Regions from separate parts of the Homo sapiens genome. Here region 1 is linked to region 2. Evidence: read pairs that join two places in POLR2A ChIA-PET (ENCODE). Cell type or tissue: MCF 10A. All regions are shown on one strand. Links, peaks and the distances in the headings refer to the core of each region. The heading gives the core; the rest is flanking DNA.

Region 1 (5,685 bases), core at 1,918-4,417, 57 kb before region 2:
AAAAAGTCAAATGAGACAATGGACGTGTCAATGACTTGAAAAAAAGTCACATCCAGCAAATGCAGGGTCACATGAAATATGGGCCTCCTGGAATCCCTACAGTGGATGGAGACTGGCTCATACCTTGCCAGATCCCTCTCTCAGTTCCAGCCTTCTGGACAAGGCCTGGGCTAAGAGGAGCTGATTCGTTATCTCTTCACCCACTGCCCTCTCAGTATCACCAGTCCCAAAGACAGGATACGTCCCTGTAACCCAATCTCTCGGTTGATTGATAGCAGAACAGCTCTTGTTGGTCTGAGAAGGCAGGATAAGTGACCACATATTTATGCCACTACCTCCACCAGGGAGAGTCCTTCTCCACAGGCTTGATAAATTCAATCACCAACTGTGCTGTCGTCCCTGACTCTGCTACTCCCGTTCTTCCTGCTTTCCTGCTCCGTATCTCAGTCTGCACTGACCCCAGGGCTGGGCTGACATCAAGATGGGAGCCCAGCCCACGGGCTTTATAAACACCCAAGAACCGTTTCAGATCTTCTCTGTGCTGATGCAGGTAGTTTTAAATTTTTCTCAGTTCCAGTGATAGAAAACCCACACAATACATCCTCTGCCAGTCTTAATAGAATATCAGAGGTAAGAGGGGCCTCAGAGAAGCTCTGACGCAGTGCTGCTGGGGAAGGGAAGTGACTAACCCCGGGTCAGCCTGCCATTTAGGGAAAGAGCTGAGGTTCTTACCCTTGTTGCATGCTGCCACCTCTCCTTAGCCAGTGCTCTTGTACATCCACACAGCACCCTAAGGAGCCATAGTCACCATCAAAGACTCAACCCTAAGGCCCTTCAAGATCTCAAAGTGCCTTCTGAAGCATCAGAGATTAAATATTGTTCAAACTAATAGTTATTGCTGTGGCTTTTAATTTTATCTTTGGAAGATAGCTATATGGTAACTCATCATTAACCAGAACACCTCTCCCCTCAAATTCCGTGACCAAGTTGTGCAGCTTGAGCAAATGCCGAAAGAGGGTATTATGGGTGGGTGGTGTGGGCTTGCAAATACAAGCTTGGAGGTGAGACATGGCCAGACATGACTCCTGCTTCCCCTTAGGAAGTAAATCTTACTTATGGTTGTGAACTGCTTGGAGTCCAGGATGCCCAGATGTGAGGGGCAGATGAAGGGAATGTTGCTGGAAAGGTGCCTTTTAAGGCTGCTGAGAATTTCTGGACTGTGTCCTGATGGACGCAGCACCATCAAAGCCCAGAATTTCTGAAAACGGTGACAAGGTTAACATAAGGACAACAAATACTCCACCCTGTCATGGTATGTGAGGTGTGGGTGTGGCGGTTTCTGTGTACGTTTGCTCATACACGCACATCCAAAAGCCTGTGCCTCATTCCTGGCCATGGGTGAGGACTTGGTCTGTCACGGCTGATGAGGACTCCCACAACCGGCCAAGTTATGTCTTATTATACACCCCCAGAAAGAGAGAAAGCTGCCTTCTGGAGGACTGATTCCACATGCTATATTCAGCTGAGTTGATTTCTGTGTCTATTTCAACCCATAACCTGAAGAATGATCACCTTATTCCTTATTCATTAATTTTCTTGATTAATAGGGAAACTTGGGAATAGCTATAAAGTAAAACTTGGGTGGAACCTGGGGCCCTGGCATCACACAAGTGTGATTAGGATGGTCAAGGTCATCAGGAGTACAGCCTATTATATTCCCACATCCTGAGAAAGGTCATTTCTCCCACACACGACAAAGTCACAGACATCCTGCACCTGCCACTAGGCATCCTCATCCTACTGACATGCCCATTTCTCCAGTTTTCTTAATCTGAGACTCCCTTCCCTTGTTTTTTAAAGATACCGTGCTTCTCCACATCCTCATCCTTCAAGGAGCATATTTTGCTCTTAGGATGGTCTTTGGGATTCAAGAATAGAATAATAAATCCAAACTTGGTCATTCCCATTTTGAAGAGATGCAAGAGGGCCCAGTGAGGACATCCGCCTCCCTGAAAGTGGTGCTAGACAGAGCTGAGGTCATTGTATCTGTGTATCCACATAGGATTTCTCTTAATTCAGCTTGAATTGATGGGGAGGGAGGTAAGAGTAGGGTCAGAGTTACTCATCCCTTTTCAAAGAATTGTGGGTGGAAGTTTGTAAAGGCCATTCATTTGATTTTCAAAATCAAAGCGACAGCTCTACTTCCACTTGGCCTTAGATCTCTGCTATACCCTGCCATAGCCTTGATGCCACTGGGCACAAGCCACCTGCCAAATACAGGAGTGGCCTCTCCCAGCCTGGCATGATAGGGGGGTCTGTGCCCTCAGATGTGTTGACAGCTGCTCTTCTGAATTGCCACACCTGTGCTACACTTGGAATTCTGTGCTCTGACTCTGCAGGGTAGGACCACGTGCCATCTCACACAGAGGTCAACCGATGAGCCCACTCACTCGTACATGCCTTCTTCCACAGTGGGAAGCATGATCTGGCAGGGGCCGCCCTGTAGGCTGGGGATGGGCTGCTGTGTGAATGTTGACGTTCGTTTCATGGAGAAAGGGGAGGTGAAAGATTGAAGAGCAGGTTCCTGTCAATGTTCTGAGTTCGAGCTGGAGGTGTAGATTGAATAGTCTACATGGTCTGTGAGTGTGTGAGATGAACCCTTCCATCCTTTGACACCTGGTTGTATGTGTAGGCTAAGAAGGAAGGACCCTCCTGTCAGTGTGCAAAGCTGTAATCTCATGGACTAGAGGAGAGGGGGCCAAGGGGATGGACAGGAGAAGTCATGCAGAATCTAAGCAGGAATGCAGATAGAACACATCTAGGCTCTTTTCCCCAGGAGAGTGATGATGGAGCATATAGATCTGGCTCAAATTCAGCCTCCATCACTTACCAGTCAGGAACCCTGGCGATATCACTTTAACTTTCTGAACCTCAGAGTCTTCACCTATAAGACGGGGAAAATAATACCACCCTTTCAAGATTGTTGAGATAAATAAGTGATATAAAACATGTAAAGCTTAGTTCTGGCCACAGTGTAGCTACTCAATAAATGATAATACTACCTTCTGGGTCTTATTTTTTTCTTCTCAAAGGAGGTGACTGTAGGGAGGGTTGGATACCAAGGGCTCACCCAACTCACTTCTGAGAGAAAGATAGAGCCTGCTGCACACAAAACTTACGGCACAACCAGGCTTCGGCACAGCCTCCACGTGACTCAGCTTCACCCATGCCAGGCTTCCTGGAGTTTGAAAAGACAGCAATTGGCATGGGTGTAATGTGTGTGTTCCGGTGCAGCCTGAACCAGCTGTTTCCAGCTTTCATATCCTCAAATCCAACTTCTCCTGTATCATCAGTCTCTTACTGCCCATGACCATAGAGCAAGCTTCTTTTTGCTTCCTTTTACTTTCTTTTGCTGTGTGGTTCAGAGAACTATATGCTGTTCTACAGTTATTTATTTTTAAAATGAAGGTAAAAAAAATAAGCATATAACAGGAGGGAACTCCTCAGAAAGAAATAAAAGCTAGAAAAGGTTTTAAAATTCCTTTTTTTTATTTTAAATAGCACGTTCTTTTAAATTTGTTCATCTCTGGAATGAATCAGGCATTAGTTATCAGGAGGCAAGAAGTACATTGGATGAGGTCTCTAAATCTCTTCAGGTGTAGGGACCTGTGAATTGCTGGAGTCATGACCACTGTCACAATCATCACTGACTGTTAGCATACACATGTGGTAAAAACAGATTACACTCTAATTCCAGGCTGTCACTCTCTCTTACTCATTACCTAGTTGGATTGTTGTCCTTATCACCACTTGCCACGTATCCAGAATTCAAAATAATGTGAAACAGGCAGAGGCCTGGACCAGGTGAGATTTAGTGGGTCACTTCTTCTCACTCTCAACATGAGGGACTTGGTCTTTCTCCTAGATCCATGCTAGCCCTGAAATGTATGTTTCGGTAAATCCAAACAAGTTAGGAAGATAAACACCTGCCAAAAATAATCAAAATATAGTCTAAAATAAACTAAACCTCAGAGAACTTGAGAACGGAAAGGAAACTTTTAGGTTCTGTAATTCAACCTCCCACCTAAAGAGGAATTATCTCTATAGTTGGAGATACATATGTTTCTTCCTTTCTTTCTATCTACCTATCTATATCTATGGTCAGAAATAAACACACACACATATATATATATGTATATATATATACATGTAGGACCAGGAAGACGGGAGGTTCGGTTTGGGGCATACTGAGTTTGAGGTTGCTGTGGGACTTCTAAGCTGACATGGCCTCTGGCATGTCAACTTAGATAGCTATATCTATATCTATATCTATATCTATATCTATATCTATATCTACCTCCAACTATGTATATATAGAGAGAGATATGGTCAGAAATATAGTTGGATAGATGGATGGAGGCTTGATGGATGGATGGATGGATGAGTGGATAGATGGAAGAAGATAAGAAAGGAGGGAAGAGGAGGGGAGGGAAGAGAGATTGAGAACATACAGTGGCCAAGAGCATAGGCTCAGGAGCCAGGCTGCCAGGGTCTCTGCACTTCAGTTTCCTTTTCGGTGATTACCTTTTGCATCTTTTAACTTTCTTTGTTGTGTGGTTCAGGGAACTTTATGCCGCCCTACAGTTATTGTTTATCTTAAAAATGGAGAGAAAACGAACTTAGATTATAACAGGATGGAACCTCGTAAAGTAAGGCAATAATAATACTTACCCCTTGCAGTTTTTATGAAAATAGAATCAAATGAGATACTACATATAAAAAAAACCATAGCACACTGCTGAATAAATGGTGTCTATTCATATTATTATCATATAGACGTGTAATTCAGATGCCAACTGGGACCCCCATCAGGACTGGTTAATCTTGGCCTGCACCTAGATTCCTCAGAACTGAAACAGTCAAAGCCCTCCTCCAGTTTTAAGAGCCTCCTACAGTTCTGTCCTATCTGCATCTGTGTGTGCTGCTTCGGAGCCTCCCCACACCTGCCTCCTTCCCAATCCACACTCTGCCATCCCTAAGCCACTGTCTCTGTCTCCGCTCACTATTGGTCTAGACCCAAAGCCCAGGCCTTTCACTGATTCCCATGGGAAATCAGGTTTCGTTAAGCATTTTGTTATTTTCTGAGTTTTTTACTGAAGGTCAGTGTGGGGGATGCTGGGGGACCTATCACAACCACATGGCCTCACATCACCTCCCCTTCCACCCTTTCTTTTTCTTTTCCAACTTATAGCACAACCAGCAAATCCTTCTCACCTCCACCCGACACTTGAGGGCTCTTAGGATCTAAGCGTCAACCCCCAGAGACTTTTCAAAAAATTCCTCTTACGTGAAGAGAGTTGCTGCGCCAAACTCTGTACATCTCTACAGATGGAAAGATCATTCTGGTGGCTGGGTTGGGAGGGGACTGAGACAGGCTGGGATGGGTGTGAAGGGAACAGTTAGAAAGCTACTGCTGTAGTCTGGGAGGGAGGCAGTGTGGCACTGTGCAGCTGTGGTGGTGGCAGAAAGAAGAAAAGAAAGAAGGTTTGAAGATGTTCATCACTGACATGATTTGGTGGACCTATTACTGAGGGTGAGGAAGAGGGTGAGGTCATGAGTCATGTTTTGGTTTCATTCCTTCGTGATTGGATGGATACTAATACCACTCACTGAGACATAGACCAT
Region 2 (2,500 bases), core at 1-2,500:
CTCTCATGTGTGCTTAGATGGCATCTTTTTAAACATCTGCATTGGAGCACAGGGGAACCCAGGCTCTGGATGGACCAGGATAGCTCAGGATAAGTGTTAGCTTATCAAGGTGGGTAAGATTATGATTACATTTTCATCTTCCATACCTTGGGACAACATCTGCTTTCCCAATGGCTGAGTTCTGCCATTTTTATATTGATTCTGCTCCATGTTCACAGTGGTATTTTCTGACTTGACCCCTAATTCTGGCAGAGTTCAGAGTTCGTGAGTCCCCAAACAGTGACTATGCTCACCACTTCCTCTCCTTTGACTTCCTTCTCTGTCTGCAGCTCCAAATTCATTGAAGGGCTCAAGGCTGGTGTCAGGGGAGCCTGGAGGAGCTGTCACCATCCAGTGCCATTATGCCCCCTCATCTGTCAACAGGCACCAGAGGAAGTACTGGTGCCGTCTGGGGCCCCCAAGATGGATCTGCCAGACCATTGTGTCCACCAACCAGTATACTCACCATCGCTATCGTGACCGTGTGGCCCTCACAGACTTTCCACAGAGAGGCTTGTTTGTGGTGAGGCTGTCCCAACTGTCCCCGGATGACATCGGATGCTACCTCTGCGGCATTGGAAGTGAAAACAACATGCTGTTCTTAAGCATGAATCTGACCATCTCTGCAGGTATGAGCTGACGGCTGATGGGCCAAGCTTGGTGAAGCACGTTCTAGGAAGGAGAAAGTGGGAGAGAAGCCTCAGAGACCCAGAAGGGCTTGAAACATTAGGGAAGTGACAATGAAAAGCTGGGGCAAGGCAAAGACTTTAAGAAGTAGGCTTTCATTTCAGAAGAAGGCTGCCTTCAAAAAAAAGGAAGATTTTAGGAAAAACTTCCCCAGTGAATGCATGTACACTCTCCCACCTGTGTCCCCCAAATGTCATGAAATATATATTTGGAGACGGCTCCAAGAATGGGATGACGTGGCTTCTTAGGATCCTGATAGCTGCATGTTCAGACATGCAGAGAAGCGGCAGCACTGCAGAGGAGGTGTGACAGGCAGGACAGAAGAATTGCAACTGGGCTGTCCTTCACACAGACTCTTGCTGAGTCCCTCAGCCAACATCTGACAGCTCCCAGGCCTAGGCCCTCTGCAGCAGGTTCTGTTTGTTGATCCCAAGTCAGGCACCCAGAGCATAGGAAGGGCCTCCAGGCTGTGAAAGGCCACTTGGCAGAGGAGACAGCATGACAGGAGGCAGCCTGAAAGCAGGTTAGTTCTATTAGATGCTGCTCTCCAGCCGCCTGCTGCAACGGGCTGCTCTGCTAGAAGTGGAGTGTTTCTTTTACCTTTTTTGAAGAACAATACCTGCTGGGCGGTGGGCCTCTGGAGAAAACAGCTTGGGAATTCAAGACAGCTGGATAGAAAATATGTGGGCATGGGAGAAGGAAATAGGAGTATAACATGTCAGTGTCTGCCACAGACGAGAGAATGTTTGCCACAAACTGGAGAATGAAACATTTTCCTATTTTTTATTTTATCCAACCTATTGGTCAAAGACTGCAACTCTTAGTGAGGTTGCATTCCACTTAGCAGACATTTTAAACCTGGTGTCCTTTGCCAAATCCAGTAGGTGGCCTGCCAGCCTTCCCATGTGGCCTCCCTCTGCTGTCCACACAGGTCCCGCCAGCACCCTCCCCACAGCCACTCCAGCTGCTGGGGAGCTCACCATGAGATCCTATGGAACAGCGTCTCCAGTGGCCAACAGATGGACCCCAGGAACCACCCAGACCTTAGGACAGGGGACAGCATGGGACACAGTTGCTTCCACTCCAGGAACCAGCAAGACTACAGCTTCAGCTGAGGGAAGACGAACCCCAGGAGCAACCAGGCCAGCAGCTCCAGGGACAGGCAGCTGGGCAGAGGGTTCTGTCAAAGCACCTGCTCCGATTCCAGAGAGTCCACCTTCAAAGAGCAGAAGCATGTCCAATACAACAGAAGGTGTTTGGGAGGGCACCAGAAGCTCGGTGACAAACAGGGCTAGAGCCAGCAAGGACAGGAGGGAGATGACAACTACCAAGGCTGATAGGCCAAGGGAGGACATAGAGGGGGTCAGGATAGCTCTTGATGCAGCCAAAAAGGTCCTAGGAACCATTGGGCCACCAGCTCTGGTCTCAGAAACTTTGGCCTGGGAAATCCTCCCACAAGCAACGCCAGTTTCTAAGCAACAATCTCAGGGTTCCATTGGAGAAACAACTCCAGCTGCAGGCATGTGGACCTTGGGAACTCCAGCTGCAGATGTGTGGATCTTGGGAACTCCAGCTGCAGATGTGTGGACCAGCATGGAGGCAGCATCTGGGGAAGGAAGCGCTGCAGGGGACCTAGATGCTGCCACTGGAGACAGAGGTCCCCAAGCAACACTGAGCCAGACCCCGGCAGTAGGACCCTGGGGACCCCCTGGCAAGGAGTCCTCCGTGAAGCGGTAACCCCAGGCACCTTCTCCCGGTTGGGGGGCCCCACATC

What was found. Peaks named below come from ENCODE experiments on the same cell type or tissue, not always from the same donor. Only the 100,000 strongest peaks of a DNase experiment are listed, where the experiment ranks them.
Region 1: POLR2A ChIA-PET joins it to region 2 with 5 read pairs; 3 of 35 experiments call an interaction of 5 or more read pairs at or near these places.

What each region holds. Positions count from the first base shown.
Region 1 is chr1:207,015,899-207,021,583 of GRCh38, reverse strand. It overlaps C1orf116 (chromosome 1 open reading frame 116), which reads left to right. Exons shown (of 4, transcript NM_023938.6): 4 at 1-3,062. Among named protein-coding and RNA genes, the nearest start is that of C1orf116, 14 kb to the left of the region's middle. RefSeq lists an enhancer at 838-2,037. In MCF 10A, for the core only: no CTCF peak of the experiment used is centred there; a DNase peak (open chromatin) is centred at 3,233.
Region 2 is chr1:206,960,381-206,962,880 of GRCh38, reverse strand. It overlaps FCAMR (Fc alpha and mu receptor), which reads left to right. Exons shown (of 8, transcript NM_001170631.2): 5 at 330-668; 6 at 1,658-2,459. Among named protein-coding and RNA genes, the nearest start is that of FCAMR, 8.8 kb to the left of the region's middle. RefSeq lists an enhancer at 114-1,313. In MCF 10A, for the core only: no CTCF peak of the experiment used is centred there; a DNase peak (open chromatin) is centred at 1,010.